2 separate regions of the Homo sapiens genome follow, and region 2 is linked to region 1. Evidence: chromatin loops called from intact Hi-C (ENCODE). Cell type or tissue: IMR-90. All regions are shown on one strand. Links, peaks and the distances in the headings refer to the core of each region. The heading gives the core; the rest is flanking DNA. Region 1 has its middle 60 kb from the start of SAMD9. Region 2 overlaps CDK6 (cyclin dependent kinase 6).

The links. Peaks named below come from ENCODE experiments on the same cell type or tissue, not always from the same donor. Only the 100,000 strongest peaks of a DNase experiment are listed, where the experiment ranks them.
Region 2: it touches region 1 in a loop (12-fold over the local background); 43 of 110 quality-filtered maps call a loop at or near these places.

The regions. Positions count from the first base shown.
Region 1 is chr7:93,049,845-93,066,294 of GRCh38, reverse strand. No RefSeq gene overlaps it. Among named protein-coding and RNA genes, the nearest start is that of SAMD9, 60 kb to the left of the region's middle. In IMR-90, for the core only: a CTCF peak has its summit at 10,475 (motif pointing right); a DNase peak (open chromatin) is centred at 10,514.
Region 2 is chr7:92,684,075-92,700,524 of GRCh38, reverse strand. The region is part of intron 4 of CDK6 (cyclin dependent kinase 6); the gene reads left to right. Among named protein-coding and RNA genes, the nearest start is that of FAM133B, 100 kb to the right of the region's middle. RefSeq lists an enhancer at 3,926-5,125. In IMR-90, for the core only: a CTCF peak has its summit at 8,815 (motif pointing left); a DNase peak (open chromatin) is centred at 8,804; H3K27ac peaks cover 185 bases.

The DNA of each region.
Region 1 (16,450 bases), core at 7,416-12,415:
CATAATCTTATATATAGAAAAACCTAAAGATTTCATCAAAAAACTCTTATAACTGATAAAGTCAGTAAAGTTGCAGAATACAAAATTAGCATACCAAAATCAATAGTATTTCTATACACCAATAATGAAACAGCTGAAAAAGAAATCAAGAAATCAATCCCATTTGCAGTACCTGCAAAAAAAGGAAAATACCCTAGAAATAAATGTAACTATGAAAGTGAAGGATTTCTGCGATGAAAACTATAAAACACTGATGAAATAAATTGAAGGGGAAATAAACAAATGGAAAGACATCCCATGTTCATGGATTGAAAGAATTAATATTGTTATAACAACTGTACTACCCAAAGCAATCTACAGATACAAAGCAATCCCTATAAAAATATTAATTATGTTCTTCACAGAAATAGAAAAAAAAAACCTAAAGTTCATATGGAACTACAAAAGACCCAGAATAATCAAAGCAACACTAAGAATGAAGAACAAAACTAGAGACATCACACCACCTGACTTCAAAATATATTACAAAACTATAATAACTAAAACAACATGGTATTTTGTATAAAAACAGACATACAGACCAATGAAACAAAACAGGAAACCCACAAATAAATCCACATTATTTACAGCCAACATGTTTTTGACAAAGGCACCAAGAACATATACATTTGTGAAAGGACAGCCTTTTCAATAAATGATGCTAGGAAAACTGGGTATCCCTATACAGAAGAATGAAACTAGACCACCATTTCTCACCATATATGAAAATCAACTGAAAATGGATTAAAGACTTAAATGTAATATTCAAAAATATAAAACTACTAGAAGAAAACATAGGTGAAACACTTCAGGACAGTGGCCTAGACAAATATTTTATGAGTAAGACTTCAAAAGCGCAGGCAACCAAAAAAAAAAATAGATAAATAGGACTATATCAAGTGTAAAGGCTTCTGCATAAAAAAACAAAATAATCAAATAGAGTGAAGAGATAACCTAAAATGGGAGAAAATATTTGCAAACTATTTACCCAACAAGAGTCTAATATCCAGAACATACAAGGAACTAAAGAAGTTCAATAGGCCAGGCACAGTGGCTCACGCCTGTAATCCCAGCATGTTGGGAGGCCGAGGTGGGCGGATCACGAGGTCAGGAGATTGAGACCATCCTGGCTAACACAGTGAAACCCCGTCTCTACTAAAAATACAAAAAAATTAGCCAGATGTGATGGTGGGCGCCTGTAGTCCCAGCTACTCGGGAGGCTGAGGCAGGAGAATGGCGTGAACCTGGGAGGCGGAGCTTGCAGTGAGCCGAGATAGCGCCACTGCACTCCAGCCTGGGCGATGGAATGTGACTCCGCCTAAAAAAAAAAAAAAAAGAAAAGAAAGAAAGAAATTCGATAACAAAACAAATCTGATTAATGGGCAAAGCATCTAAATAGATATTTTTCAAAACAAGATATGCAGATGCCTAAGAAGTATATGAAAAATACTCAACATCACTAATTATCAGATTAATGTAAATCAAAACCACAATGAGGTCATATCTCACCCCATTTAGAATGGCTCTTATCAAAAAGACAAAAAAAAATGAATGCTGGTGAGGATGTGGAGAAAAGAGAATCCTTATACACTGTTGCTGGTAATGTAAATTAGTAGAGCCATTATGGAAAGTAGTATGGAGTCTTCTCAAAAAGATAAAAATAGTATTACCATATAATCCAGCAATTCCATGACTGTGTATTTATCCAAAGGAGAGAAAGTCAGTATATGGAAGAAATATCTACACCCTCATGTTCATTGAAACATTAGCCATGATAGCCAAGATATGGAATCAACCTAAATGTGCATCAATAGATGAACGGATCCAGTTAATGTGGTATATACATATAATGGAATACTATTCAGTCATAAAAAGTAATATAATCCTGTTATTCATGGCTATGTGGATGACCCTGGAGGACATTATGATAAATGAAGTAAGTCAGGCGCAGAAAGATAAACACCACATGTTCTCAGTCATATGTGGAAGCTTTAAAAAGTTGAGCTAATAGAAATAGGGAGTAGAATTGTGGTTGTTACAGGCTGGAAAGGATAGGGTGGAGGGGGGGATAGGAAGAGAGTTAACAGATACAAAATTACAGCTGGATAGGAGGAATAAGTTCTAGTGTTCTATAGCACTGATGGGCAAATATGGTTAACTGTAATGTAATCTACTGTACATTTTCAAAAAGCTAGAAGAGAGAATTTTGAATCTTTCCAAAACAAAGAAATGATAAATGTCTAAGGTGATGAGTATGCTAATTACCCTGATATGATCATTACACATTGTTTACATGTATTGAGATATCACTCTGTATCCCATAAATATGTACAATTATTACATGTCAACTAAAAATAAAAGGGAGAAAAATAATCTCTACTTGAGGAGAATTAAATAAATTATTAGGTTAAAAAAAATTTATGCTGAAAGAAAAAATACTATATCCAGAATTCTATATCTAGAATTCTATATCCAGTAAAAAAAAAAAATAATTCCTCAAAAATGTATCCAGAAAGATATATTTTCTGGTAAATAAAATCTAAAATAATCCATAGCCAGCAGATTCAAAACTAAAAAAAAAGGGCTAAGAGAATTCTTCAGTCTAAAGTGAAATAATACCAAATGGAAATTTTGATCTACAGAACGATACAGAGAGCACCACAAATAATTTTTAAAATAGGTAATAGAGAATTTTAAAATATAAAATATTTTTTAAAGAAAATTACTTTTTCTAGCAAATACAATGACTAAAATACTGTGAGGTTTATAACATGTAAAAGCAAAACATAAAACAACAATAGTGCCAGGAGAAAATTCTCCATGGGTTTCTTGTGTTTCTGAAGCTGTTCTGAGAAGTGGCACTGACTTTGTTTGATCCAGAATATCTTCTTGAGATTATTTTTACAGTGAACAGTTTTGGAAATAGTGTCTCCCTCAGGAGGCTTGCTAACCATTATAAAAGATTCAGATTTCCTACACTTGGGATTGCTCTCCTAGAATGCAACCGACAGCATGTGCAAGTGTTACCTGGTCTTTTTCATGTTGCCCTTTAGGAATTGGAGTCTTAAGTCTTCCACTATGGTCTGTGAAACTACAGCAAGCTAACTTGTTAGCTTGCAAGTAATGTAAAATTTCAGACCCTCCACAGTGCTTGACACACAGCAAGAGTTGCACTGAAACAAAAGCTATGGTTGCTGCTCAAGCCACTTGAACATCTGTGTCAAAGGTCAGCAGGTAAGAGAGGAGTTACAGCAATGGGTATTGACCCTGCCATCAGGAGAGGTGAAGCTGCTGTTATACAGTGATAGCAGAGAAGAATGTTTTGCATGTAAGTGATATCTTTGGGTGAATCAGTACCCTGTTGCCAATTTTGACAGTAGATGAACGATTGCAGCAGTCACGGCCTGAGAAGGGCATGGTAACCAAGGATTCAGAACCCTCAAGGTTTAAGGTTTTGTAACACTGAGTTAGCCACCAAGACCAGCAGAGATGCTAGATGAGGGTGAGAAAATCTAGAATAGAGAGCAGAGAGGCAAGATTACGAGTATCAGTTTCAGTCCTAAGAATGCCTACATTGCAAGGGTTGTAGTTTGTCCCATTCGCTTTCCTCCTACTGGTTTCTAAAAGAGGTCTTCCAGAATCCTAGAAGATCTGCTCCTCAAATGAAGAAATAAATCCAAGCAGCTCAAGAGGTGGGCTGTAGTGAATGTTGTGATGTACCGCTGAAATCCCTTTGGGATCAAAGAGCTTATTTTCCCAGAAGCTGGGTGTGCTGCCAGAATAAATTATTTATTTCAGCTGAAAAGAGCCTGTATCCAATAATTGATATGGAATATAAAGGCTATGCCCCCCTCATCCCGACTCTGAACAACTCTCAGTAACCACCTTGTCTTCATTTTCCCATATGGTCAACTGAGGCTTTGTTGAGACTGAATTGCAGCCCAGCTTCTCCCTCTGCTCAATCTTGCTTTCGCTCCTTCCCTTCCACATGTGTTGATCCCAATCACCCTCCTTAACAAACTCCCTTCTATCAGAGTCTCAAAGTCTGCTTCCTGGAGGGCTGAACCTGCAAAATAGACCAATGGGACAGATTCACCAGACCATAAACCAAGCCTCACATATATATGGATTATTGATTTATGAGAAAGGTGGAATAGCAGAACAGATTTTCCAATAAGTCATAAAAGGTAAATTTGTTATCCATATGGAAAAAGTGAAATTGAACACTATATCACACTCCCTACACAAAAATCATTTCCAGGTGATTTAAAGATCTAAATGAAAAAGGTAAAATGCCAAAGATTTTAGGAGAATCATCATGAATCTGGGGTACATAAGGATTTCTTAAGCACCTCACAAAAAGCACTAAAGAGAAATATTTGTTATTTAAAATTAGGAATTTCTATACATTAAAAAAATCACATAAGAATACAGAGACAAGCCACAGAGAAGATATGAACAACCTATAACCAACAACTGTCCAGAGGCCAGATTATATAAAGAATACCTACAAATAAATGAGGATGAGGAAGATAAGCCAATTTTTAAAATTGATCAACCTGGCCAACAAAGACTTGTAAAAGTGATTAACCCCATTAGCTAATAATGAAATACTAATTAAAACTCTGATGAAATATAATTAATTAGATTGGCAAAGATAATTTATGTAATTTTAACTTTTATTTTAGATCAGGAGGTACATGTGCAGGTTTGTTACATGGGTATATTGCCTGACACTGAGGTTTGGGGTACAAATGATCCTGTCACCCAAGTAGTGAGCATAGCACCCACTCGGTAGTTTTTCAACCCTTGTTGCACTCCCTGCTACCCTCAGCCCATGGACCCCAGCGTCTATTGTTCCTTTCTTTATGTCCATGTTTACCCAATGTTTAGCTCCAACTTAGAAGTGAGAATATGCACTATTTGGTTTTCTGTTCCTACGTTAATTCTCTTAAAAGGATGGCCTCCAGCTACATCCATGTTGCTGCAAAGTACACAATTTCACTGTTTTTATGGCTGTGTAGTATTCCATGGTGTATATGTACCACATTTTCCTTATTCAGTCCACCACTGTTGGGCTCCTAGGTTGATTCCATGTTTTTGCTGTTGTGAATAGTGCTGCAATGAACATATATGTGCATGTGTCATTTTTGTAGAATGACTTGTTTTCCTTTGGGTATATACCCAGTAATGCGATTGCTGAGTCAAACGATAGTTCTGCTTTAAGGTCTTTGAGAAATCTCCAAACTATTTTCCATAGAGCTGAACTAATTTACATCCCCACCAACACTGTGTTTAAGTGTTCCCTTTTCGCTACAGCCTCACCGGCATCTGTTCTTTTTTGACTTTTTAAGTAATAGCCATTCTGAGTAGTGTGAGATGGTATCTCGTTGTGGTTTTGATATGCATTTCTCTGATAATTAGTGATGTTGAGCATTTTCTCATGTTTGTTGTATGTCTTCTTTTGAGAAGCATCTGTTCATGTCCTTTGTAGATTGGCAAAATAGTTTTGTTTTTTTGTTTGTTTGTTTGTTTTGAGATGAAGTCTTGCTCTGTCACCCAGGCTGGAGTGCAGTGGCGCGATCTCGGCTCACTGCAACCTCCACCTCCTGTGTTCAAGCAATTCTCCTGCCTCAGCCTCCCGAGTAGCTGGGATTACAGGTGCACACCACCAAGCCCAGCTAATTTTTGCATTTTTTAGTAGAGACGGGGTCTCACCATGTTGGTCAGGCTGGTCTCCATCTCCTGACCTTGTGATCCACCCGCCTCAGCCTCCCAAAGTGCTAGGATTACAGGCGTGAGCCACCGTGCCTGGAGCAAAATATTTTTAAGCTGGTGATATTTAGCGCTGGTGCAGATATACAGCATCGGGAAGCCTCCCACTCTGATGATGGCAGTGTAAATTGATACAATCACTCTAGAAAACAGAATGGTAGTATTGTATAAGTTTGAAGATAAATATACTTTATCAGCCAGCAATTTCTCTCCCAACAATATAACCCAGAGCAGGGTTTGTCAAGCTCAGCACTATTGACTTTATAGGTGTGTTAATTCTTTGTCATGGGTGGCTGTCCTGTGCGTTGTAGATCGTTTAGCAGGACTCCAACTTCTACCTACTAGATGCCAGTAGCACTTGCCAGTTGTTACAATAAGAAAAGTCTCAAAACGTTGACCAATGTCTCCTAGGAAGCAAAATCTCCTTAGGTGAGAACGAGTCTCCTGTAGCATCATTTCTAATTGCCGAAATCACAAAACAATCCAAGTGCTAATCAAAGATGAAATAAATTATTATAGTGTAGAACATACAAGCTCTAGTTACTTATATAGCAATTAAAATTTTTAAAATTAGATTCATTAACAATATAGGCCTTACAAACATTATATTGAGTGAAAAAAACACCTGTGTTTTTACACAGAAGAATATACATTATGATCCCATATATATTATATATAAGAAAAAAAACAAAACTGTATGTTGTAGGGAACTTTACATGGGCAGGAAGTAATGGAAAGCAGGGAAATGACTACCATTAAGGTAAATCTTCCTACAGGGGTAGGCATACTGGGAAAAACAGGACGTTCGTATTTTCTTGGTATTGAAATGTTCTATTCTTGATTCAGCTAGTAGTGAGATGAGTAGTATCTTTATAACTATTTTAAAACTATATATATAAGTGTAGTACTCTTTTCAGTATGTATATTTTGAAATTTTAAAAGAAACGTTTAAATAGAAATCCTGTCTTGACTCATTTCTCCAAATAGCATATCCATGCCTTTCCTCACCTTTACAGCCCTTTATTGAAAAACTCCAAAAACTTACTGAAATTCACTGTCTGTCTTCCTTCTTTTCATTCTCTTTTGAACACGCTTTAATCTATAACCACTATTGCTCCATTGGAAATATTGCTATAAGATTGCTTCTCAGCAGCATTTAACACAAATGATCACTTCCTCCTTCCTGAAATATTTTCTCCACTTGGCTATCAAGACACCTCACTCTCTCGATTTTCTCCCAACCTCACTGGCTGCTCATCCTTAGATTACTTTGCTTGTCCCTCCTTATCTTTAAGAGCTTTTGCTGCCACAGAAGCTGCAGCAAGTAAACTGGAAGATCTTCCTAAGATAACTGATGAAGGTGGCCACACTGAACAACAGATTTTCAATGTAGATGAAACAGCCTTCAAAAAGTCCATCCCTGGCTTCAAAGCTTCAAAAGACAGGCTGACTCTCTCTTTTTTTTTTTTTTTTTTTTTTTTTTTTTTTTTGAGACGGAGTCTCGCTCTGTCGCCCAGGCTGGACTGCGGACTGCAGTGGCGCAATCTCGGCTCACTGCAAGCTCCGCTTCCCGGGTTCACGCCATTCTCCTGCCTCAGCCTCCCGAGTAGCTGGGACTACAGGCGCCCGCCACCGCGCCCGGCTAATTTTTTGTATTTTTAGTAGAGACGGGGTTTCACCTTGTTAGCCAGGATGGTCTCGATCTCCTGACCTCATGATCCACCCGCCTCGGCCTCCCAAAGTGCTGGGATTACAGGCGTGAGCCACCGCGCCTGGCCGACAGGCTGACTCTCTTTTTAGGGTTTGATGCAGCTAGTGACTTGAAGTTGAAGCCAACGCTCATTTACCATTCCAACAACCCTAGAGCCCTTAAGAATTGTACTGTATCTACTCTGTCTGGGCTTTATAAATTGAACAGCAAAGTCTGAATGGCTGCACATCTGTTTATAGCATGGTTTGCTGAATAATTTTAAGCCTACTATTGAAACCTACTGCTCAGAATACAAAATTTCTTTCAAAACGTTACTGCTTATTGACAATGCACCTAGCCACCCAAGAGCTCTGATGGAGATATGCAAGGAGATTAGTGCTGTTTTCATGCCTAACACAACAGTCAGTCTGCAGCCCACAGATCAAGGACTAATTTTGACTTTCAAGTCATATTATTTAAGAAATATATTTTGTAGGGCTGTAACAGTCATAGATAGCGATTCCTCTAATGGAGCTGGGCAAAGCGATTTGAAACCTTCTGGAAAGAATTCACCATTCTAGATGCCACTAAGAAAGAATATATGTTATTCATGGGAGGAAGCTGAAATACCGGCATTAACAGGAATTTGGAAGAAGTTGATTCCAACCCTCATAGATGACTGAGGGGCTCAAAACTTCAGTGGAGGAAGTAACTGCCGATGGGGTGGAAACAGCAAGAAAACTAGATTTAGAAGTGGAGCCTGAAATGTGACTGAATTGCTATAAACTTATGATGAAACAGTTGAGGAGTCACTTCTTATGGATGAGCCAAAAAGTGGTTTCTTGAGATAGAATCTACTCCTGGTGAAGATGCTGTGAACACTGTCGAAATAACAACAAAGGATTTAGAATATTATTATACATAAAGTTAGTTGATAAAACAGCAGCTGGTTTAAAAGGATTGACCCAAATTTTGAAAGAAGTTCTACTGTGGGTAAAATGCTATCAAAGAGCATTGCAAGACAGAAATTTTTCATAAAAGGAATAGTCAATGGATGTAGCAAACTTCATTATCCTATTTTAACAAATTGCTACAGCCACCCCACCCTTCAACAGCCACCACTCTGAAGAGTCAGCAGCCATCAACATCGAGGCAAGACCCTCCACCAGTAAAATGATTACAATTCACTGAAGATTCGGATGGTTGCTGGCATTGTTTAGCAATAAAGTATTTTAATTTAAGTATATACATTGGTTTTTAGACAGAATGCTACTGTCTAAACCTGCACTATCTCTGAGGTATGCCTGTAATTGAAAAAGAAGCTCAAATATATTTCATCAAAATATGTTTTTAGTATTTAAAGTTTTAATATTTATGCTTAATACTTATCAAAATAATTATTATCTTGCTTTGACTAATTTTATACTACTAATAATAGTGCTAATAACTCAATACAGAATAAAATGTTTTACCTTTCAGTCTTTTAATCACAGAGAAAAAATGTTTTTTAAAATTTTGATTTATAGTCTATTATGGAGAAATATGAAGATGATTGAGAAAATATTTTCATACATTAAAGGAATGCATTGGGATAAAACTCTGTGGAGTGAAATGGAAATGTGAGTGTAAGGAGAAAAAGGAACAATGTAAAATTTGACTATTCCAATAGAGCATCTTCATGTTTCTTTATACTGATGGTGGTGCTGCCTCAATATCTGAACCACTGTATTTTAAAATATTAATATTTTAATAAAGCAAAAACTACATCATTTTCTACTATTGAAATTTAAAGTAAAAAATTTTTAATGTTATCCTGAAAATGTTCAAGGAGGCCAGGCACAGTGGCTCACACTTGTAATCTCAGGACTTTGGGAGGCCGAGGCAGGAGGATCACTTGACCTCCCAGGAGGTCAGGAGTTCAAGACCAGCCTGGGCAACATAGCAAGACCCCATCTCTACAAAAAATGTTTTTAAAAATTAGCTGGGTGTGATGGCATGTAGCTGTAGTCCTAGCTACTTGGGAGGCTCAGGTGGGAGGATCACTTGAACCCAGGAGTTTGAGGTTGCAGTGAGCTGTGATCACACCACTGCACTCCAACCTGGACAACATAGCAAGACCCTGTCTCTAAAATAAAATGTTTAAGGAATTACATAGTTTTTCAAGATTATTTTAGGAGATGCATAAGCAAATGAGTCACTTTACAGAAATTCTCACATATGTGTACATGAAGAAATGTAAAATAACATCATTCTAACATTGCTTGATGAAAGGAAAACTTGGGGAAAATACTCAATGTCCATCAACAGAAGAATAAGTTGGAAAAAATGTACATATATAATATTCCTATACAGGTATTAAAATGATCAGCCAGAAGTAGATGAATCAACATGAATGAATATCAAAAATATAATGTTAATGCAGCAGATATATTATTTATATAAACATTTTTTAATTTAAAACTGCTGAAATATATTGTTTAATTAGAAAATACAGAATAAAACCTTAAACCATGTATGGAATTAATAACCATCAAACTGATGAGAAAGATGAACTCTGGAGACAGAGGGAAATAGAATTGAGAAGAAATATACAGTCTTCAACTAAATCTGTAATGTTTTCTCCTTTTAAAAAATCTGAAGCACTTATAGCAGAAAGTTAGGTTTATTAAAATTTCATAAAGCTAAGGTGCGGGCACATAGGTCATCATATACTCATTTGTATATTTGAACTATTTCATAATAAAAATAGTATGAGATAAAATATAAAAGAAAACAGTGATACAATATATCCTAAAATGACAAAAGAAAGAATTTAAAAAATCAATCCAACAGATTATAGGGACAAAATACAAAGAAAAAAAAGGTGAATTAAAAACACAAAATAAGGTGGTGGAATATATCAGTGATTAATTAGAATTAGATCTGAGTTTAAATGTTGCCTCAGACAATGGCAGTAACACATAGAATCCATTAGATGGCAGTGTTACTTTATATTTATTCTCATTTTTCAGCACGGTGGGTTCACGACTCAATGGCATTCAACGAATTAGATTTCAGACTCAATTAGATGCCGTTTTAGGTTTGACTCAAACATCTAATAATGAGTAAATAATAATACCTATAGTAACATTTTTAATGTGCAATACAAATATAAATTTTTATTACACAATAATTTTTAAAATCTCTTTCTGCATATTTTCCATTAATTATTCTTTAACTTGCTAAAGCAATTTTGTGTTATTCTATAGGCCCTTCAAGAGGCAGGCAAGACAGAAAGCATTTCCTATTGCTTTGGGAAAAAAATAGGGTCTCTAAATTGTCTCTATACACATTTGCAATAAAGTTTGTGGCTCTTAGAAATACAGCCCTGTGACGTAAGCAATACATGGAATTAAAAGAGATCTTGAAAAACCATCTATTCTAACCCCCAGCATCTTGAAAATTGACAAATGGGGAACTAGTCTATTTTTAAAGATTTCAAGGAAGGAAATCATCAGTCAGAAAGTTCTTCTTCCCATCTAACCTAAATCCCTCCTGATGAAGTGTAATCCCATTTCCTGTAGTGTGGACCTTTCCAGTGAGGTTGAAGGACATCTGCGGTCCACAATCCTCATCTAAAGAATAACCCTTCACATCCCAGAATACGTGCATATTAGGCTCTTATGAACTATAACATGGATCTCAACAAGGCAGGTGTCTATGAGCAACTGTCAGTAAATTACTAATAGCCCAAATGTTATCATTAAGAGACTACCTCACAAAAGCCTGTTGTAAAGAGAGCCAACCTTGAAACAAACGGTTATGGAGTTATGACCTTGAAGTAAAGAGAGATGGGTTCTTATCTCCAGTAGCATTTTAGGTTACTTTAGGGGGTTCCATTAAATATAATCATGATTAAACACCTACTATGAGCAGGGTGCTTTCATTTTTTTTTTTTTTTTTTTTTTTTCTTAGGCAGGATCTCACTCTGTCACCCAGGCTGGAGTGCCACTGCACGATCATGGCTCACTGCAGCCTCAACCTCCTGGACTCAAGCCATCCTCCTGCCTCAGCTTCTGGAGTAGCTGGGAACACAAGCATGCGCCGCCACACCCAGGTTTGTTTGTTTGTTTTGTACAGACAGGGTCACATTATGTTGCCCAGGCTGATCTCGAACTCCTGGGTTCAAGGGATCCTTCCACCCCATCCTCCCAAAGTGCTGGGATAACAGGGGTGAACCTGGCCAATTAATTCTTTATAATACTCAAAGTCCTGGCCAATTAATTATTTGTAATCCTCACAAAAGGCCTGCAAGTTAGGAGTTGTTATTATCATCGTTACTATTATGATTCTAACTATTTTCCAAATAAGGAAACTGAGGCTCAAGAAAGTTAATTAGTTTGCCCAAAGCAAACAGCTGTTAGGAGACAGAGCTGGCTTTCATTCTTGCCTGACTCCAAGGCTGTACAGGTACAGTACACCACTGTTCTTCAAGTTCTTCTGGCTTTAAAGTGATAGGATAAATATATATATATAATTTATTTATTTATGGGGTGGGGGGAGGGAGTTTTGTCCTCCAAGTCATTGTTCCTCCTTTAACATTAACGAGATTAACTGAAAGTTAACATTGTGTGTGATGATATGTGATGATCACTGATTCCGTTTCTAGCCTGGGGACAGAAGTACTCAGATATAAGGAAGTAATAACCTGAAGGTAAAGATCAGTATACATAAAAATGTTACCAAGGGAAGTTGTGGAATCGACTACTCTGTCTTTAAAAATAAGAAATATTCACTACCTTCTCAAGGTGCAGAGATCAAATCTATGGTCCATAGACTAGAAGGATCATTCTGCCAAGCCCTGAGCAATTCAGAACATTGACGATTAGATTGTCTTTGCTTCTGCATTTCAGAGACCTGCAGTCTCCCTTCCTGTTTCCTTCCTCTCCTTCCCCTCCCAGCTCTTCCTTTCCTTTCTCTCCCCTCCCCTCTCTTTCCTTCCTCCCTTCTGTTTTTTCTTCTTCCTTCCTTTTTCTTCCTTCCTTCACTTTCCTTTTCCTTCATTTCCTTTTGTCTTTTTCTTCTTCTTTTATTTTCTTTCTCTCTTTCTTTCTTTTTTAAAGACAGGGTCTCACTCTGTCACCTAGGCTAGAGTACAGTGGTGAGATCCCATCTGCAGCCTCCACCTCCTTGACTCAGGCGATCCTCCAATCTCAGCCTTCGAAGGAGTAGCTGGGACTACAGGTGCAAGCCATTCTTTTCTTTTTTAAATTACAAAACAACCACACATCCATTGAGAAGACAAATCAAACAATATAGGCATATAGAAAGCAAAAAAAAAAAAAAAATGAAAGTTCTCACCACCTCTCCACACCCTCTCTCCAGGTGGTAACCACTGATAAAAGTTTAATGTGTATCCTTCGGGTCATTTTCTATGCATTCACAAAGAAAAAGGAAGGAGAAAAGCAGAGAAAAAGAAGAGAGAATGGAGGAAGTTATTTCAAAACAGATAATATCGTGTGCATTTTGTTCTGCAGCCTGCTTCTTTCAAACAAGACTGTCTTATAGACATCTAATATTTATATTTTCTTTTACCAGCTGCACAGTATTTGTTAGCATAGAGGTGCCATAGTTTGTTAACTCTTCCCCTGTCAGTAGACATTTAGCAGTCTCTAGTTTGCTCCTGTTCCAAGATATACTACGGTGGAATTTTTGTCCACGTATCTTTATACATTTAATGTGAATATTTCTGTGGAACAGGTGTCAGCAAGGGGGGTTGCTGGGTCAAAGGTAAGAGCAATTTGAGTTTTCACAGGCATTGTTAAATTGTCTTCCTAAGTGTCTAGGAAGTTATGCTTCTACCAGTTATTAGTTTAGCTTTCTTTTAAACATTTTACATAAATAGAAACTATTATTATTTTCACAAAACAGACAAATGGGAGTAATGACTAGAAAGTATACAAAGGCTTCAGGATCTTCATTTAAGAATACTTTTCACTCCCTTTTATCAATGTTTTGCGACATTGTTGCTTTTTCTCAAGGGGAAATAGTGGCATTCATGAGGTTTGTTTCTTGGCTTTGTGGGGAGGGGGGTGCTAAAATTAACATACAGTGAAAGTCACAAATCTTAAGTATACATACAAGTCAATGAGTTTTGGTAAATGTAACAGAGGATATTTCTATCACCTCAGAAAATTCCCATATACTCTCTTCAATAAATCCCAGTTTCCATGAATACCCTCCTGCACATATTTTTGTGGACACATTTTCTGTTCCTTTGGCTAAGTTTATAGGAGTAGAAATGCTGAGTGATAAGTGTTCTATGTTTAACTTCATAAGAAATTACCAAACAGTACCATTTTATATATTTATCAGCACTGTACAAAATTTCTAGGGGTTCCACAGTCTCACCAACATTTGATATAAAATGATATATTATTATAGTTTTAATTTTTATGTCCCTGATGATTAATGATATTTGAGCATTTATTCTTGTACATATCTTTTGAGAAGTATCTGTCCAAGCATTTTGTCTATCTATTACACTTCTTATTTGTTTTTCCAATTATTGACTTGTAAGAGTTATTTATGTATTCTCTATATAAATCCTTTGTAGGATATGGGTATTATAAATATTTTCTCACAGTCTATGGCTTACTGTTTTTAATTAATGGGTCCAATATTGTCCTATGTTTTCTTTTAGTAACTTTCAACTTTTAGGTTTTAGGTTCAGATCTGTAATAATCCGTCTGATTAATTTCTGTATATTATGTGAGGTAGAAGCTGAGGATCATTTTTACTCTATGTTTACCCAATTTTTCCAGTACTGTCATAAAGACATAAGTCACCCTTATTTTATTATTTTAATGTCTATAGCAGGGGTCCCCAATCCCCAGGCCACAGACAGGTACTGGTGCGTGGCCTCTTAGAACCTGGGCCACACAGCAGAAGGTGTGCAGTGAGCGAGCAAGCATTACTGCCTGAGCTCCGCCCCCTGTCAGATCAGCGGTGGTATTAAATTCTCATAGGAGCACTAACCCTATTGTGAACTGTGCATGCAAGGGATCTAGGCGTATGCCCCTTATCAGAATTGAATACCTGATGATCTGAGGTGGAAGAGTTTCATCCCGAAACCACCCACTCCCCAATCATTTCATGGAAAAATTGTCTTCCACAAAACTGGTCCCTGGTGCCAAAAAGGTTGGAGACTGCTGGTCTATAGGCGCTACAGTTTTATTTTATTCCTGATATTAGTAATTTCTGCTTCTATTTTTTTTCTTGAATCAGCTTTGCTGGGAGTTTATAAATTTTATTACTCTTTCCAAAGAAACAACTTGTCAGCAAACTTTCGCAAGGACAAAAAACCAAACACCGCATGTTCTCACTCATAGGTGGGAATTGAACAATGAGAACACACGGACACAGGAAGGGGAACATTACGCACCGGTACCTGTTGTGGGGTGAGGGGAGCGGGGAGGGATAGCATTAGGAGATATACCTAATGTTAAATGACGAGTTAATGGGTGCAGCACACCAACATGGCACATGTATACATACGTAACTAACCTGCACGTTGTGCACATGTACCCTAAAACTTAAAGTATAATAAAAAAATAAAATAAATAAAAAAGATATATAAGATAATATCACCAAAAAAAGAAACAACTTGTGTCTTTTGTTAATTTTCTTTATTCTTTTCTATTGCATTGATTTCTACTTTTACATTTATTATTTCTATTATTTACATATATATGGTTTAACTGAGTTTAATTTGTTCTTTTTGTAGTGGCTTGAAGTGAAAATTTACATCATTGATTTTACATCTTTCTTGAACTAAATACCAGCTGGAGTGCAGTGGTCTGGCTCTGTCTCCCAGGCTGGAGTGCAGTGGTGCGATCTGGGCTCACTGAAACCTCCACTCCCCCAGCTCAAGCAATTCTTCTGCCTCAGCCTCCTGAGCAGCTGGGATTATAGGCATGTGCCACCACACCCAAAAATAAAAAGTTTTGTATTTTTAGTAGAGACAGGGTTTTGCTATGTTGGCCAGGCTGGTCTCAAACTCCTGACCTCAAATGATCTGCCCACCTCGGCCTCCCAAAGTGCTGGGATTACAGGAGTGAGCCAAGCTCCCAGCCTAACTAAAATATAAACATTTCAAAGTGTATTTCTTCTAATAACTGATTTACCTGCATTCCACAAATTTTGATATATGTTCATTATCATTCATTTTGAAAGTTTCTCATTTTTCTTGTGATTTCTTCTTTAACCTACAGTTCATTTAGCAGTCTTCAAGAGATCTTATTGTAATTAATTTCTCATTTAACTCCTCTGTGGTAAGAAAACATATTTGTAAAATGCCAGTCCTTTGAAATTTGAGTCTTGTTTTATGGCCCAGCATATGGTCTATCTTGATGAATGCTCTTTATGTACTTAAAAAGAATATATCTTCTGAAGTTACTGGTTACAGCATTCTGTGAATGTCAGTTAGGTCAAGATGGTTCTTAGTATCAAAATCTCCCATTTTTTTGTTTTTGAGATGAAGTCTCCTGTGTCGCCCAGGCTGCAGTGCAGTGGCGCAATCTCGGCTCACTGCAAGCTCCGCCTCTTGGGTTCATGCCATTCTCCTGCCTCAGCCTCCCTAGCTGGGACTGGGACTACAGGCGCCCGCCACCACACCTGGCTAATTTTTTCTTTTTTTTTTTTTAGTAGAGACGGGGTTTCACCGTATTAGCCAGGATGGTCTCGACCTCCCAAGGTGTTGGGATTACAGGCGTGAGCCACTGCTGCCGGCCTAATTTTTCACCTAGTTATTCTTTCAATTACTGGGAGGGTGATGTTAGGTCTTTATAATTGTGGATTTGTTTGGTCCCCTCTTTAGTTCTGTCAGTTTTTGCTCCTTATATGTTGAAGTTTTATTATTAACTGCATATACATTTATAATTATTATGTCTTTCTGATGAATTGATC
Region 2 (16,450 bases), core at 6,869-11,868, 370 kb after region 1:
ACCATCTACCTGGCCACCCAGGCCAGAAACCTGGGACTTATCCTAGATTCAGTTAATCTTTCTTTCTCCTTCATTTGACTCGTTTAAAGTTATTCTTCCTGCCTTTCCTCTCCTACTGCTGTGGTTTTATACATCTTCCTCCCAGAGCATCTGGATCATTGCAGCCTTTTCATTGAGATCCCTGCCTTCAGGATCATCTCCAATTTCAATCCTACACAGTTACCAGAATGCAAATGTAGAATAATGCATATCTGACATACACGCCCTGCATAAAACCCTTTAGTACCTCCCCTTCTCCTCAGGATAAAGTCCTAGCTCTGTCAAGTAACACTTGGGGTCCTGTTATCTGGTCCATGCAGTTTCATACTCCTCAACTTTTGCTCATGTTGCTCTCTCTACCAGTCATGCCCTTGCCCCTCCTCGCTGAAGCCTCTAACACTAGATACCCCTATCCTGCACCCCGCCTCACCCCTGTGGAGTTGATGTGTATATAACATTTGCTGATAGCTAAAGTTTATAGAGCCAGGCACCTGCAGAGTACTTTATGTACCTTATCCATATAATTCTCCAGTTGCCCTATTAAGCAGGTACTATGATTCTCCATCTTGCAGGTGAGGAAACAGAGGCATGGAGAGGTTAAGCTATTTAGCCAAGGTGATGTAGCTCATAAAAGAGGAGACAGGATTTGAATCCAGGCTTTTAAATTATTTACGTCTACCTCGCACAGAGCTTGTGCAATTGGTAAGTTACATGTCTGCCTCCTCTGCTCAGCTGTGAGCTTTTGAGAACAGATATGATGACTTCATCATCTGTGTGTCATCTTTGCAACTGAGATCCAATGCTTGTCACCTAGTAGGCACATTTGTATATGTATGAATGAATGAATTAATTGTTGATGTGACATTGTAAATGTCTCATAAATCTCATGAGAAGTGCTACTAAGAATATGTGAGAGTAGTACAGATATATCTGTATTTCACCCACCATGTGTATTGTCCATGAGGACATGAAATAAGTAAAAATGATGTTACTGCCTTTGAGGAGAATTTGGTTTAGTAGAAAAATGTAAATAGTTGAAAGAACTTAAATATGGAGCTTTTAGAAGCCATTCTGATTCCTGTTACCAAGAGGCATTATTAGTATTTATAGAAATCAACTTATCTTTTTAAAGGTTCATCATGTGCTAATAGCTAACAGCATCAGCAGTTTAATTATTGACTTAATCGAGGTCTAGAGTAGAGGACTTCCTAGTACTTTGGGAACTCCTGGCCACTTTTCATGTCAGCCTTGCTTTAAAAGGGATCCTAAAATGTGAAAGCTTTCTGTCTCTCTGATAGTGAACTAAGTTATTAGTTAAAATTTATCAGCCCAGTTGAAGTTGGCAAGATGATTCATCTTACATACATCAAATTCATGCAAAAGGAAGATATCAGTTACTATTTTAAATGCAAAAATAATATGCTTAAAATATAGTTATGGGCATACTGTGGTTTCTGGAATTGTCCTCCTGGAGAATCATTGAGACATGGTCTCTGATGTTCTTTATAATAGTAGCATGCTTATTTCATAAGCCAGAGCCCATATAGGAAAAAGCCTTTTTTCCACCATGCAAAGGCTTATAACTGAATGAGAAAAAAATAAATTAATTACATGAATATTAAGAGGTTACTTATCTATTATAACATTGGGCCACAAGTTGACTAATTAAAAGGAATGCAGGTTGGAAAGCTGCCACAAATCTGCTCCTTTCATTTAGAGGGCCACAGGCTGAAGCCAGTGATTGTGCGTGACAGACTCTGGGAACAATGGTGCAGTGCACAGACCGTCCAGATGAAGCATGCTCGTCTGAATTACACCGACGACAGGGTGGCCTACAGGCAAACAAAATGGTTAAACAATACATAATCAAGTTTTTATTTGGTATTTCCTGCAAGGCTGTACCAGTTGCCAGGGAGCGTACTGTATTTTTTCTTCGGCTGTATTAATTGTTGACCATAGCTGGCAGAACCCCAAACAGGGACAGATAAGGGGGAAAATGGCATCTGGACATTAAAGCCTCAAGTGTACTGGGGGAAAAAAAAGCACAAAAAATTACAGCATATATCAGGAATTTTCCAGCTAACGATGTGCGGATGTGGTAGCGCGAGGGAAAAAGAGCCAAACTGAGCTTGCTTTGTTCGCTAAGAGAGGCCCCCCTGTAACATTCCTTTTAGCTGTGCATATTTTGGCTTCATTTGTACAGTTTTAACTTTATACTGTGTGTGGAGGAGTTCAGTTGTAACTGGTGGTGCCTAATAATTCTATTGCAATAATTAAAGTTCATGGAGAGCTGTTAGGTTATTAGTTCATAGAAGCTGCTTCAGAAAACGGAGTCTAAGCTGAAAACTTTTTAAGTGACATGTCATTACTGTAAAAGATGGCAACAATTATTTTCTTTGATTTCACAGCAGTTTTTTTTTTAAGACAAGATTCATTTATGGAGACAAATAAGAAACAACATCTTAAAAGCTTTGGGTAGGAGTGAGGGGCCCAGACTGGGAATGATGAGAATATGGATCCTGTAGCCTGTGAATAAAACATTTTCCAACTGGCTTGTAAAACATGAAAATTTGTGATAGCATAATTTCATCTGCTACTTTTAGATTCCATTTAAAATGTGAAATTAATATATAAATGTTAGTAAATCTATTGCAGAAACCAAGTATTGCAGCTTCTTCACCTCTGATAGAAGTCATATGTGACTTTTAATTCAGTAATACGATGAAAAATCTCCAACTGAACACAGCCTCCTTCTTAAAAGATTGACATGCCTTGGAGTCCCCAATAAAATAGTAATTGCAATGTACACCAATTGGTTAGAGCTGTGAAATATGTTTCCCGGGGGCTTCTCTGCAGTGGTAGAGGGCTGTCTGCCTGCATGGTTGTCATACTCAGTGGTTACTTGCAGACTCTGGAGTTAGACCTGGGTTTGGATTGTATCTCTGACAAGTGGCTAGTTGTGGGACTACTGTAGTTATTAACATGTTTGAATATCAGTATCTTACCTAAAATATGGGTAAAAAATTATGTGCCTATCTCACAAGTTTTTATGTTTAAGTAACATAAAATGTGTGAAGTCCTTAGTGAAGTGCCAGGCGTACGGAAGACTCTTGATAAACTTCGACTGTTTTTCTTTGGCTATGTCTTCTCTGTTGTGCAGCTCTGGGGTTTCTTTGAGCTTCTCAAAACATTCCTTCTAGTCAGTTTCTGCATTAGAGTAAAATATATTTACTTAATCACCATTGACTTCCACAATAGATAACAAGGAACAGGTTGTTTGGTCTGTAATGAAAGCCAGGCCGATAGTTATGATTACTATTAAGCATTCTTCGAGAAGCTGAAATGTTATTAACTGTCTTCCGAAGCACTTATTAAGAGCCAATTATTAGTCCTGAAAAACAGTTCTCTCAAATATTCCTAAGATGACTTCCAGCTATAGTATACATGTACTTTGTGACATTATAGATGGCTGCCTGGTAACGTAGAGGCCAGGCTTCATCTCCAAATGTGAAGAGAAAATTCTCTCTCTCATTCCTGTCTCATATTTGATTGGATGATTTTAGTAAGACTTAATGACTTTTTTGCGAATCGGTTAAATTTTCTGGTGTATGTTGCTTTTCATTTTCTTCTCCAGAAATCTTAATCCTCTTGAAGACAGGAAATGTGTTAGGAGTTCATAGACTCTGAATATTAGAATTGCACAATTCATGACCCCAGGATTCCATATGCTGTCCATTCAATAAAGGGGTGACACTGTCCATGATGATCAATGTTTAGATGACAAACATCTTTAAATCCACAAAATTTCTCATAGACCAAAGCGTTTGTTCTAGTCCCTGACATATCGAACCAGTTTTTTCAAAGTAAATCATTTGATCTGGTCCCTGACATATCAAACCAGTTTTTTCAAAGTAAATCTTGTGTCCTGAAAACATTTTGAGGCCTTAAATAATACCACTCTTGAATATCATCATTTGAGTAACTTAGTAAAGACTATTAAAAAAATACACATATATGGTAAGATTTTGTAGGATCTTCTTAGCATTAAGAATAAAAGATTATTAATTCTTTCCCCGTGAAACAACAACATATAATAATAAGCTAAATGTGGTCAGCTTTGATTTCATAACGGGAAAACTCCCTTTTCATTTTTACAATTGGTGTTTTCTCTTCAGCTGCTTTTTAAGTTGGCCTGTTAGCAATTTAGCCTGTCTTTAATTTTAAGCACCATTCTTCTAGTCAGGAGATCCCAATAGGAAGCCCACTCTTGTAGCCTCGCCTCTCATTGGCTAGCTGGGAAAAGAGCATTTCTGCATAAATTGGATGCTTCCTTCTCCCCTGGAGACCAAATATGCTCATGTTTCACAATCCCCTGGTTTATAACCTTGAGTCCATTGCCTAAAGCTGGAAACTTTCACTTTGTACAACAGAGCACACTCCGAAACCCAGATCCAATACCGCTGACATGTCCGTGGGTCTGACAGCAGATTGAATACATGCTTCTTTCTTAATCCAGTGTTTCTGAGCTGCTCCAACTGAAATCAGAAACCGATGTGCGTGAGAGAGGTGTCCTTCAAAGAAAGGTATTTCCTTTGTGCAGCTCCAGTGCACACAGAATCCAAGGGGTTAACGTGAGAGCTGCTTTGAAAACAGAGGCGAAGGTCACTGGCGGCAACAGCAAAGACTTTTAAAGCCTGCCGTCCTGAGCCTTTCAGCCTGCCTTCCCCACCCAGGGGATTGTAAACATTGGCTCCCAGCCACCTCGTCCCAAAGCACAAAACTTCTCTGTGCTTTCAGCATATACATTTATGCTTTTTTATGGAAGTTGAAGCAGAGGCGCATTATTGCTGTGAGCCCAGAGAACATGTCTCTGTTCAATGAAAGGGGAGGAATCCTGTCCTGCCAGAATGTGAAAGCATGCAGATACGCTTATTTAGCGGGGCTTCACATGGAACTTAGCCGCTGCTCTTAGTCTGACTTTCTCAAGTCAAAAGAATGTGTAGAATGCTGTCACTTAATCAGAACCCAGAAGAGCTCTTTTATCTGCCATTTGTTTGTAACTTGCAATATTGTCCTTATCTCTTTGTCCTTTAGCTTGATCCAGTGCCCTCAGATATGAGAACTGGAAACATGAAAGCACTTATTACCTTGAGCATTGCTTCTTGATTTTTGTTGGTTTTTTTCTTTCTTTCTTTCTTTCTTTTTTTTTTTTTTACCTCAGGGTCCCTTAATCACCAACAAAGAAGCTATGAGACTTTTTCCCCCTAATTTCTGCCTTAGTCCTAGGATCATATTTGTTTGGTAATATTTAAAAGAAACCAAGATGATTTGTATATTTACACTGCCATTTATACCTGGTTCTTTAAAAGTCTATTATTGACATAACTTTGTATCATTATAACTTTCACTGATCATTTGCATGAAACAGAATGGAATTTCCAGAGATATCATGTGTAGCTTAAATTTCTCCCTCCCAAACTTTTTAATATGTCGTAGGAGGTTAATATCCTTCTGTCTATAAGTAATTTCAGTCATTTGAGATCATCTTTTTCTCTTTGGTAATTTCTAAAGACACGAACCAGAGATATATTTCAATAGGTAGGAACAGAAAAATTATATCCCATGTCATTCCTTTTTGCTGTGGTCTTTTTATATATATATAATTTTCTATTTCAGAGACAGACATGTCTTCTGAAATGGCCACTCTGAGCATATTTTGTAATAAATTTGGATGCTTACCTAATGAAGCGCAATCACTACACATTTCTGTTTGAACAATGATGCTTGATTCTGAAAAGAACACGAGACAGACAACAGCCTCTCCCATGTTACATGACATGCAGACATGATTGTTCTCTAGCCTGTAGCTACATTGATAAGTGATATGTGGCTTTGCCTTTTGCCACTCAGGCTAAATAACTCTTAAAGGTTCTTCACAGGCTCTTCTGGAATTCCAATTTTGCTTTATGGAATCACAAATTATATTGAGTAATTATTAATGTTCTTTCAGTTTTCCTCTTGGTTAAAGTTTGATTTCTGTAAATGTCAAGTTTCTGTGAACAGCATCACTGACCTGGATGTATTGGTACACAGTGCAATGTTCAGATGGTGTCACTGAGCATGTAGAATTTATTTATTCTAATTATAGGATTCTGGAGTTGGAAAGACTTTAGAAATAATCAAATGTGACTTCTTGATTTTGTAGTTGAGAAACTAGGGCCTAACAATATAAAATTACTTTTTTGCAAAGTAATAAATATACAAAGGTTATTTATAACTAATATCCAGAGGTATATCTGGATATAAATATTTATTTAAAACTAATATCCAGAGTATATCTGGAACAAAAACTCAGATTTCAAAATCTCAATCAAGGACTCTTTCCCTTAGTCCATCTAGTCACATACCCCCTATACTGTGTGGTGTTCACAGATGACTAAAGATGAGACTAATAAATGGCCGATATTTAGATCATCTTCAGCAAGTAGATGACCACATAAATGATTATGAACAGACGTTTTGTACACTGAGCATGAGGCAACATGGGGTCTTGGTCTTTACTTATTCCCAAGGGTACCTGGTAACTGACATTTCAACCATTCAGCTTATCAACTTGCCATACTCCAATTTCACTATAAACTTCTCACAATCTGTAAAATCCCCCTTTTCTCTTGCCTATTTAATGTGTAACAGTGACTTCACATGACAACAGTGAACTCTACATCAAAGCTGACAATATGACCAAAGCTATTCACAGAGGCTAATTCATAGCACTAACTGCTTTTATGACTGGAAAAGAAAGATTGACTGTAAATGTAAAAGCCTTCAATCCAAGTAGCACAAAAGAAAAAGAATTCTTTTCAACAAGCATCGATTGTATTTACATATTACTCATTATGAAAAATTAAAACATGTTAAAGTATATAATGATGAATTAATTAGAATATACCTGTATAAACTAGGATGCAGGAAAAGTTTAAAGCATAAATGAATAAATTAGAAAACAGATAATAAAATGGAAAAATAAACCTACCAGTTGGTCCTGAGAGTCACCTTCTAGATCACGCCAGCCCACTTTGCTACTAGGTAATAGAGCTTTTGAAAGAACTTGTGGCATATGAGACAGGATCACATAGGGCTGGGAGGGAGTGCTGATCAGGGTTTCTCTGTGAACTCAGCCCATATCCAGTTATTCTCAAGCCTAGGCACCCCCATTTCTTTCTCTACTTGTATCTCTTTCTCTTAACCCAGGTAAGAAAAACAAATACCTCCTATTTATACATGTTATAGGTTCACAGGTAAACAAAAGACAGGGAAAATAGTAACCTGCAAAAAAGAGAGTTTGGGCCTGTGCAAAACAGACATTCCTATTAATAATTTTCCACTATGCAGATTATGTTTATAGTTTGTTTGGTAGGTGAACCAAATATGGTAAAAATACCAACTGAGAAGGGTACAAGAAGTACCCCGTGAAGAGCAAAGATGAAAAAATATTGTGGATGTACCAGAGATGAAAGTGAGTAAAAATACTTGGTTTTCATTCAGAAAATTTTTCTCTCTCAATTTTTTCTTCTACACGAGGAAAATCAAAGAAAGGCTTAGTCCTGTGTAGTTCTGTTAAAAAATGAATTTATTGTAATATTCACAAGGAATTTGTGTTCCTAAGGTAGTTGTTTTTGTTTTTTGTTTTTTATTTTTGAGACACAGTCTTACTCCATAATTCAGGCTGGAGTGCAGTGGCATGATGATCACGGCTCACTACAGCCTCGACTTCACAGGCTCAGGTGATTTTCCCACCTCAGCCTCCAGAGTAGCCGGGACCACGGGCACGCACCACCACACCCAGCTAATTTTTTGTATTTTTAGTAGAGGCAGGGTTTTGCCATGTTGCCCAGGCTGGTCTCGAACTCCTGGGCTCAAGCAGTCTGCCCACCTCGGCCTCCCAAAGTGCTGGATTACAGGCATGAGCCGCTGTGCCCAGCCCAAGATAATTTTCATACTCTTCATAGGTAGCAGTTTCATAGCCTTAGAAATTCAGGCAGCAAGGTACTGTGATTGGTGTATATGGACTTATCTTTGGAGTAAAACAGGCACTCATCAGATAGTAGCTCTTGCTAATTAGCACATGGACTATTGAAATTCCTTCCTGTTAATGCCAATCAGTCAGATTTTGCTACAGAACACATTTTACAGAACTTTCTTTCTTTCTTTCTTTCTTTTTTGAGACGGAGTTTCACTCTTGTTCAGGCTGGAGTGCAATGGTGTGATCTCGACTCACCACAACCTCTGCCTCCTGGGTTCAAGCAATTCTCCTGCCTCAGCCTCCCAAATAACTGGGATTACAGGCATGTGCCACCATGCCTGGCTAATTTTGTATTTTAATAGAGATGGAGTTTCCCCATGTTGGTCAGGCTGGTTTTGAACTCCTGACTTCAGATGATCCGCCCACCTCGGCCTCCCAAAGTGCTGGGATTACCAGCGTGAGCCACCGCGCCCAGCCTACAGGGCTTTCATATGGGAAAGTTAATACTTTTCAGTCCTGTGGGTCTCTTTAAAGCAATAAGATGGCATCCTTCAGTTTACTCAGTGGTTGCTCTTGCTTTTACGCTTACATTTAATGAGTTTTAAAAGTACAGTTAAAGTACTTCCCTGTATTTGACATCTGTGTCTCAGTACTCAAATTTTCTTTTTTATCAAAGGCATTCTTTACATCTGAAGTCTTACATTTCTCCATATATACTTCAGTCTTTTCTTTGAAGAGGTTTACTCCCTCTGCTGGCTCTAACTGTGAAATGAAAGCACGTGTAATCTATATAGTTCTGATTACCAATCTGAGGGATTGCTTGCATATGATGGTATTGCCTTAGACTTTTTTCTAAAATGTAAAATTAAACTTTTGTTTGGCTCCCTCTGATTCTGAATAATAAAATTGCCCAAAAATCTAAGAAATATTTTATATTCCTTTTGAGAACAATATGAAATTCTATGAAACTAACAGTGATTTGATAATTAAGAAATTCTGGCATGCACATTTACAATATGTAATAGGTGCTCAATAAATATTAGTTTCTTGATTGCAGTCATATTTTTATTGTACATAGACATTGTGTGTGTACTTCATTGTAGGAGCAATAAATCACCCATTCTGTTTAATGAAGTCATCTGTGTTTCTGTAGCACTTTCTCAATGCCTTATTATACTTCCAGCCACACAGTATTACAGTTATTTCTTTTTACATTTGCCTAGCTTGACTATGAACTCTTCCAGGACAGACATGATATGTTATTTGTCTTTATAGTCTCAGCTTCTGTCTTGGTAGGTTGATTGCCCAGTAATTATTGATGAACTTCAACATTATACTACAATAAATGTCTTCTCATTTGCTGTACAGACAGCCAGAAAGTATAAGTAATTAGAATTTGTTCTGCACTCTACTTTTATCGTGAAAAAGTAATTGAAAGTAAATAAGATATTTATTCAGAAAAGCCACTACCTGAATGTGAGCATATCTGAACTAATAAAAATAGTATAGTTAATACAGATATATAGCAAGATGTCCTCACCATCTACATCTGTAATAATATATAGTGGTAATTGACTCCCATAATGGTTATACCAAAGCCCTGAAGGATTCTTAACTTTTACTTTCATTTTTAATGCAAAACCAGGTTTTCATATATTTTGCTTGCTTAAAGCAAGATATACTAGCTCTTATTTTTCTTACTAAATTACATGCATACATATATTTCAAATTTTATTTTAGATTATTTGTGCTCAACCCCATACGTTGTCATAGAGTAGTGCTTTTCAACTCGTTTTCCAAGGATCACTAATTCTGTAGAATGTTAATAGATGTTATGTGAGGGGGAGAAAGTCATTCAGCTTTGTAAATGCTGAATTAAATATTTCTTTTTGAACAAAGCTGGAGGCATCATGCTACCCAACTTCAAACTATACTACAGGGCTACGGTAACCAAAACATCATGGCACTGGTACAAAAACAGACACATAGACCAATGGAACAGAATAGAGAGCCCAGAAATAAAACCGCACACCTACAACTGTCTGATTTTTAACAAACCTAACAAAAACAAACAATAAGGAAAGGATTCCCTATTCAATAAACAGTGCTGGGATAACTGGCTAGCCATATGCAGAAGATTGAAACTGGACCCCTTCCTTATATACAAAAATTATCTCAAGGTGAATTAAAGACTTAAATGTAAAACCCAAAACTATAAAAACCCACAAAGACAACCTAGGCAATACCTTTCAGGACATAGGCACAGGCAAAGATTTCATGACAAAGACTCCAAAAGCAATTGCAACAGAAGCAAAAATGGACAAACGGAAGTTAACTAAACTAAAGAGCTTCTGCACAGCAAAAGAAACTATCATGTTTCTTTTGAGTAAACAGCCTACAGAATGGGAGAAAATTTTTGCAAACTGTGCATCCAACAAAGGTCTAATATGGAGCATCTATAAGAAACATACAAATTTACAAGGAAAAAAAACGATAAAAAAGTGGGCAAATGACATGAACAGACACTTTTCAAAAGAAGACGTACATGCAGCCAACAATCACGAAAAAAAGCTCAACATCACTGATCATTAGAGAAATGCAAATCAAAACCACAAGAGATATTATCTCACACCATCAGATTGCTATTATTAAAAAGTCAAAAATAACAGATGCTGGTGAGGTTGTGGAGAAAAAGGAATGCTTATACATTGTTGGTGGGAGTGTAAATTAGTTCAGCCTTTGTAGAAGACAGTGTGGCAATTCCTCAAAGACCTAAAGACAGAAGTACCATTCAATCCAGCAATCCCATTGCTGGGTATATACCCAAAGGAATATAAATCATTCTATTATAAAGACACATGCACGTGCATGTTCATTGCAGCACTATTCACAATAGCAAAGAATCATTTTCTTTATCATTCATGTATTTCTTTATGGGTATTTGGAATCAACCCAAATGACCATCAGTGATAGACTGGATAAAGAAAATGTGGTACATATACACCATGGAATACTATGCAGCTATAAAATAAATGAGATCATGTCCTTTGCTGGGACATGGCTGGAGCTGGAGGCCATTACCCTTAGCAAACTAACACAGGAACAGAAAACCAAATACTGCATGTTCTCACTTACAAGTAGTAGCTAAACGATGAGAACATGTGGACACATAGAAGGGAACAACATACACTGGGGCCTATTGGAGGGTGGAGGGTGCGAAGAAGGAAAGGATCAGGAAAAATAATGGATATTAAGCTTAACACCTGAGTGATGAAATAATCAGTACAATGAACCCCTGTGACGCACGTTTACCTGTAAAGCCTATGAGCCTTGTAAGGGCAAGAACCATACCCTAGAATTCACTGGCACTGAGTGTTGGCCACCAAGTAGCACTCTGCAAATGTTTGTTGACTTAAAAAAAATAATTCCTACACTAATTCAGAGTTTCTAAACTACAAGGAAAAAATGGCAGCATGTGTACACTGATTATTGTCCTTCAGCCTCCCTCCGCCAAAATAGTTGCTGTGGTTCCCCATTTTTAAATTCTGTGCGTGGGTGAATGGGAAGACTCACAACAAATGGAAATGTGACTGCGTGACCTCTTTAGAGGGAATGTGGTTTGCCCCTTAACTAAGCTACAGGGCTATAAACTGACAAATATGGTTCTATGTTTAGTGTATAATGATGTTTCAGAATTATGTCCATAGAAGAAATCTAGTAAAAACTACTATCCAACAGCTTCTAAAATGTTTACATTATTAATGTTCAAACAAACATTTCAGAATACTAAGTTCAGTTCTTTTTCAATGCCTAAATTGTCTAAGAACTCTGTGTGTGTGTGTGTGTGTGTGTGTGTGTGTGTGTGTGTGTGTGTGTGTGTGATGTATATGTAGTCTATACACCTCAAGAGGAGGACAAACAGATGCTTAAAGAGTTGGGAGTTTGCTAAGTCCGACATAGAAGGGACAAAAGTCAGAAAAAAAGCCTAATATTTTACAGTTGTCTTGAACTACTGAGTCACACAGTAGTTTAAGACAATTTAAAATGTTAGTCACAAATGACAGACACTATTTATTCTGTCATTACCAAGAAAGTCCAGTTAGTGCTTTAATAAATCCAGATTATATTATCCTTTTAGAATACAAATTATTCAGTCAAAAGTATAGAAAGTACCACTACACACTAATTCGAATGGTTGGGAATATCAACTGTTGGCCAAGATGCGGAGAAACTGTAACTCTCATACATTTCTGGTGGGAGTGTAAAATGGTTCAACCACTTGGAAAACTGGTAGTATCTACTAAACGTTTGCCTACTCCCTGTATATACCCAAGAGAAATGCATGCCTGTATCCAACAAGAGACATGTACAAAAATGTTCAAAGCAGAATGTTTATTTTACTATATCCAAAAACTAGAAATAACCATCAACAGAAAAAATTGCTAAACAAACTCTGGCATAATGATGCAATGGAATACTACACAGCAATGAAAGGGAGAAAACTATATACTGATAACTACAACAGCATACACAGTTTTTACATATTATCTTGAGCAAAAGAAGCAAAACACATGATTCCTTTATATGAAATTCAAGGAGCAGCAACATTAATCTATGGTTATATAAATAGGGGTGCAGGAATGGTATTGCTAGGAAAAATACAAGAGGACCTTCTGTGGTGATGGTGATGTAAGTATTCTATATGTTGGTCTGAGTGGTGTTTATATAGGTGTGTACATGTGTAAAGATACATCGAACATGTTAAGATTTGTGTACACCTCAGTATAAATAGATAAATAAATGCCTTAGGCAATTATACATGTATATGAACCAATGCCAACAGAGGCCAAAATTATTCTTTACAAGAAATCTTTTTTAAGCTATTATGTATAAATTTTATTCTATTGCCGTAGTTGTTAATCTAGAACACTTTTCATACCTTCAGAATTACACAAACACATGGATTTTTTCCTCCTTGTTTTGATTTGCTGCTTTGGACAGAGTTCATTTTTTGGAGTTTGGGGGCAAATTTGGAAGAACTTCTTTATCAGAAAAGATACTTTTCTTGGTCATACATTTAACAAATAGTCATTGAATGCTTGCCGTGTGTCAGATATTGCACTAAGCATTGGGGATCCAAAGATTAGCTAGTAAACCCCAGTCCCTGCCACTGTAGCATTCAATTTTATGGGGGTAACAGAGATGGAAGCAGATTCTTCTGGTCACACCAGATGTCAGCAAGGGCTGTAAGAGAGGTGTACTGCAGGAGTGTGGAGTAGGAATCTGCTTCGTCTCTCAGAATATTCTGGAAGACTTTCACAGAGGGTATCACGAGGCCCTGCTTCTATTTTTGCCATATGTCAGAGTTCTCTTTTAAGTATCTACAATAGTGATTTAAAAGTACTTTTCTTCACAATCTATACTTCCAACAAAGGACTAATATCCAGAATCTACAAGGAACTCAAACAAAATCAGCAAGAAAAAAACCACAAACATTCCTTTGAAAAAGTGGGCTAAGGACATGAATAGACAGTTCTCCAAAGAAGATATACAAATGGCCAACAAATATATGAAAAAATGTCCAACATCACTAATTATCAGGGAAATGCAAATCAAAACCACAATGCAATACTGCCTTACTCCTGCAAGAATGGCCATAATAAAAAAAAAAATGGATGTTGGCACAGGTGTGGTGAAAAGGGAACACTTTTACACTGTTGGTGGGAATGTAAACTAGTACATCACTATAGAAAACAGTGTGGAGATTCCTTAAAGAACTAAAAGTAGAGCTATCATTGGATCTAGCAATCCCATTCCTGGGTATCTACCCAAAGGAAAATAAGTTGTACGAAAAAAATACTTGCACATGCATGTTATAGCAGCACAGTTCACAATTGCAAAAATATGGAACCAGCCCAGATGCCCATCAGTCAACAAGTGGATAAAGAAAATGTGGTATATATATATTTCATTATATATATAATGAAATACTACTCAGCCATAAAAAGAGCAAAATAATGGCATTTGCAGCAACCTGGATGGAATTGGAGACGATTATTCTAAGTGAAGTAACTCAGGAACGTTAAACCAAACATGGTATGTTCTCACTCATAAGCAATGAGGATGCAAAGGCATAAGAATGATACAGTGGACTTTGGGGATTCAGGGAAGGGGCGGGAGGAGGGTGAGAGATAAAAGACTACACATTGGGTACAGTGTACACTACTCAAGTGATGGGTGCACCAAAATCAGAAATCACCGCTAAAGAACTTACTCATGTACAAAAATAAATAAATACATAAATGAGAAAAAAGTACTTTCAGTTACTAAAAGATAGTTAAAATATGTAATACATGTTTTTCTTAGATATCACTGTGATCACTTCTGTGATTCCAACAAATTTAGTTTAAAGATCTCAGTTGGCTTTATTGCAATTCTAGAAATGGGCAACACCACATTCTGTAAAATAGAGTAAGTGTTCCAGTTAGTCAAACAAAGGAGAGTGGCTTTATAGACAGAAAAGGGGCAGAAGAAAGCAGAAACAAAAGAACGGAAAGCAGCTTGGTCATTTCAAAGTTACGTCCATGTAAGGGACAGGGAGACAGAACAATAGATAACTGCTTAACATCAGGTTACTTCAAGTTACTCTATTGTAAAGATTAAAACAGAGGGAACTTCATTGTCATGCTGATTTAAGATAGAAACTGGCCTGTTTGGGAAATTAGGCTGTCTTTCTCTTTTGACTTCTCTGTCTCTCCTGATTTACCCAGTTTTGGTTTGGTGAGCATAAGTGACTCCATTTTAACTTTTAGTCCAGTCTGTTGGGGCCTAGTGCAGGAGTTTAGTGCAAAATAATGGTATGCTATAATTTTTGTGGAATATTTCTTAGGCCATTTTGAAAGCCCTAACAGTTTCCAGGATAAAAGAAGCTACCTGCCACAGGTTTCTAGAAAGCAGTAACATTCTTTGAAATGTTTATAAATGGAAATATAGCGTTTCTTTGAATTAGTTCTGAGTTAGAAGCCAAGTTTTACTCAAACTCAGAGGGTTACTTTTCCTTTCAAGTAGTGTTTGCATGCAGCAACCACACTGCCCCCAACACGCATGCAGCATGAGTCCCTGAGTCTAGGTGAGAAGCCTTCCGCTGGTTTTTATGTTCACACATGTATCTCTCCTGACAGCGGATATACCTAGAAATACTCTGTAAGTCCTTGGTATTAGTGTGGTTCTTCCTAGAAACTGAGACAATTTTAAGAAAAGCATTGTGGCTCATTAAGAGCAAATGAATGTATATATTCTGTAATTATTTAATCAACAGAACTATATTCCCTTTCAATGATCCTTTCTTTCATCTCTGCTCATAGAAGAGATATGAAATGAATTTTAGATTTTGAGGACATTTAAAATTCAGTAAGTACAGCAAAACTGTGTTATAAAAGAAAGAGGAAATTAAATAAAGGGCTAGGACACATATTACATATTAGACCTTTTTTTTTAGCAACTTTGAAATCAGATGGTAAAATCTAGATAATGTCGTCGAGTCCATACAATTGCACTGTGTTCAAAACCAAAGAATTCTTATGTCAAGTAATATGATTTTTTTTAATGTTGCTTAGTGACTGTGTTAGAAAATGGTGGGTCATAGTATTTAGGTTCCCTAAATTGTGTATTTTCCTTCTCTCCTATTTCCACAGCTCTAGTCTTCTGTGCATTTTGTTTTTTTGTAAACAAGAAGGCACCCTTTTTACACTACATCTGCATAAATGGGTGAGGGGTGATTTTGAGGAAGAGCCTGACATGGGCAGCTGGTGAGATGGTGGTCTCATTTGCAGAGATAGAATACAAAAGGAGAAAATGTTAGGGAGGAAGGGTGATGCCTGGTCTTCAGGGAAGGGATCTAGGGAACAGCATAGACATGCCTGTGCACACAGTGCCCGACTTCTGGCTCCTGTGCAGAACATTGTGGGTAGGCAAACCTTCCCTACCCTCCATCCAGGACCCAGTCATTTGCACATCCATGACCCTGATCCCTCAACTGGCAGCTATCTTGGTGAAATCCCTTGGGGTCCCATTATCTTAGAAAAACAACTTCTTTTGTTTTTGTCAGCTTTTCTGGTAAACTGCATTACTATGGAAATGTTGACTATTCTGGAAATACAAACTTTTTTATTGTAATTAGGCTTAAGACCAAAAAAGAAAAGACCTGAGGTCATTTAGACTCCACAGTGAGGAGAATGAACCTGAGTTCAATAAGACCTGCTTCAGATCCTGGTTCTGCCATTGGCTCTTCTGTGATTCTCAGCTTCCTTATCTGTAAAAATAGAGTCGTTGATACTCGCCTCACACCATTAAACTGAAGATTATATAAGACAACAGATAAAGTTAATT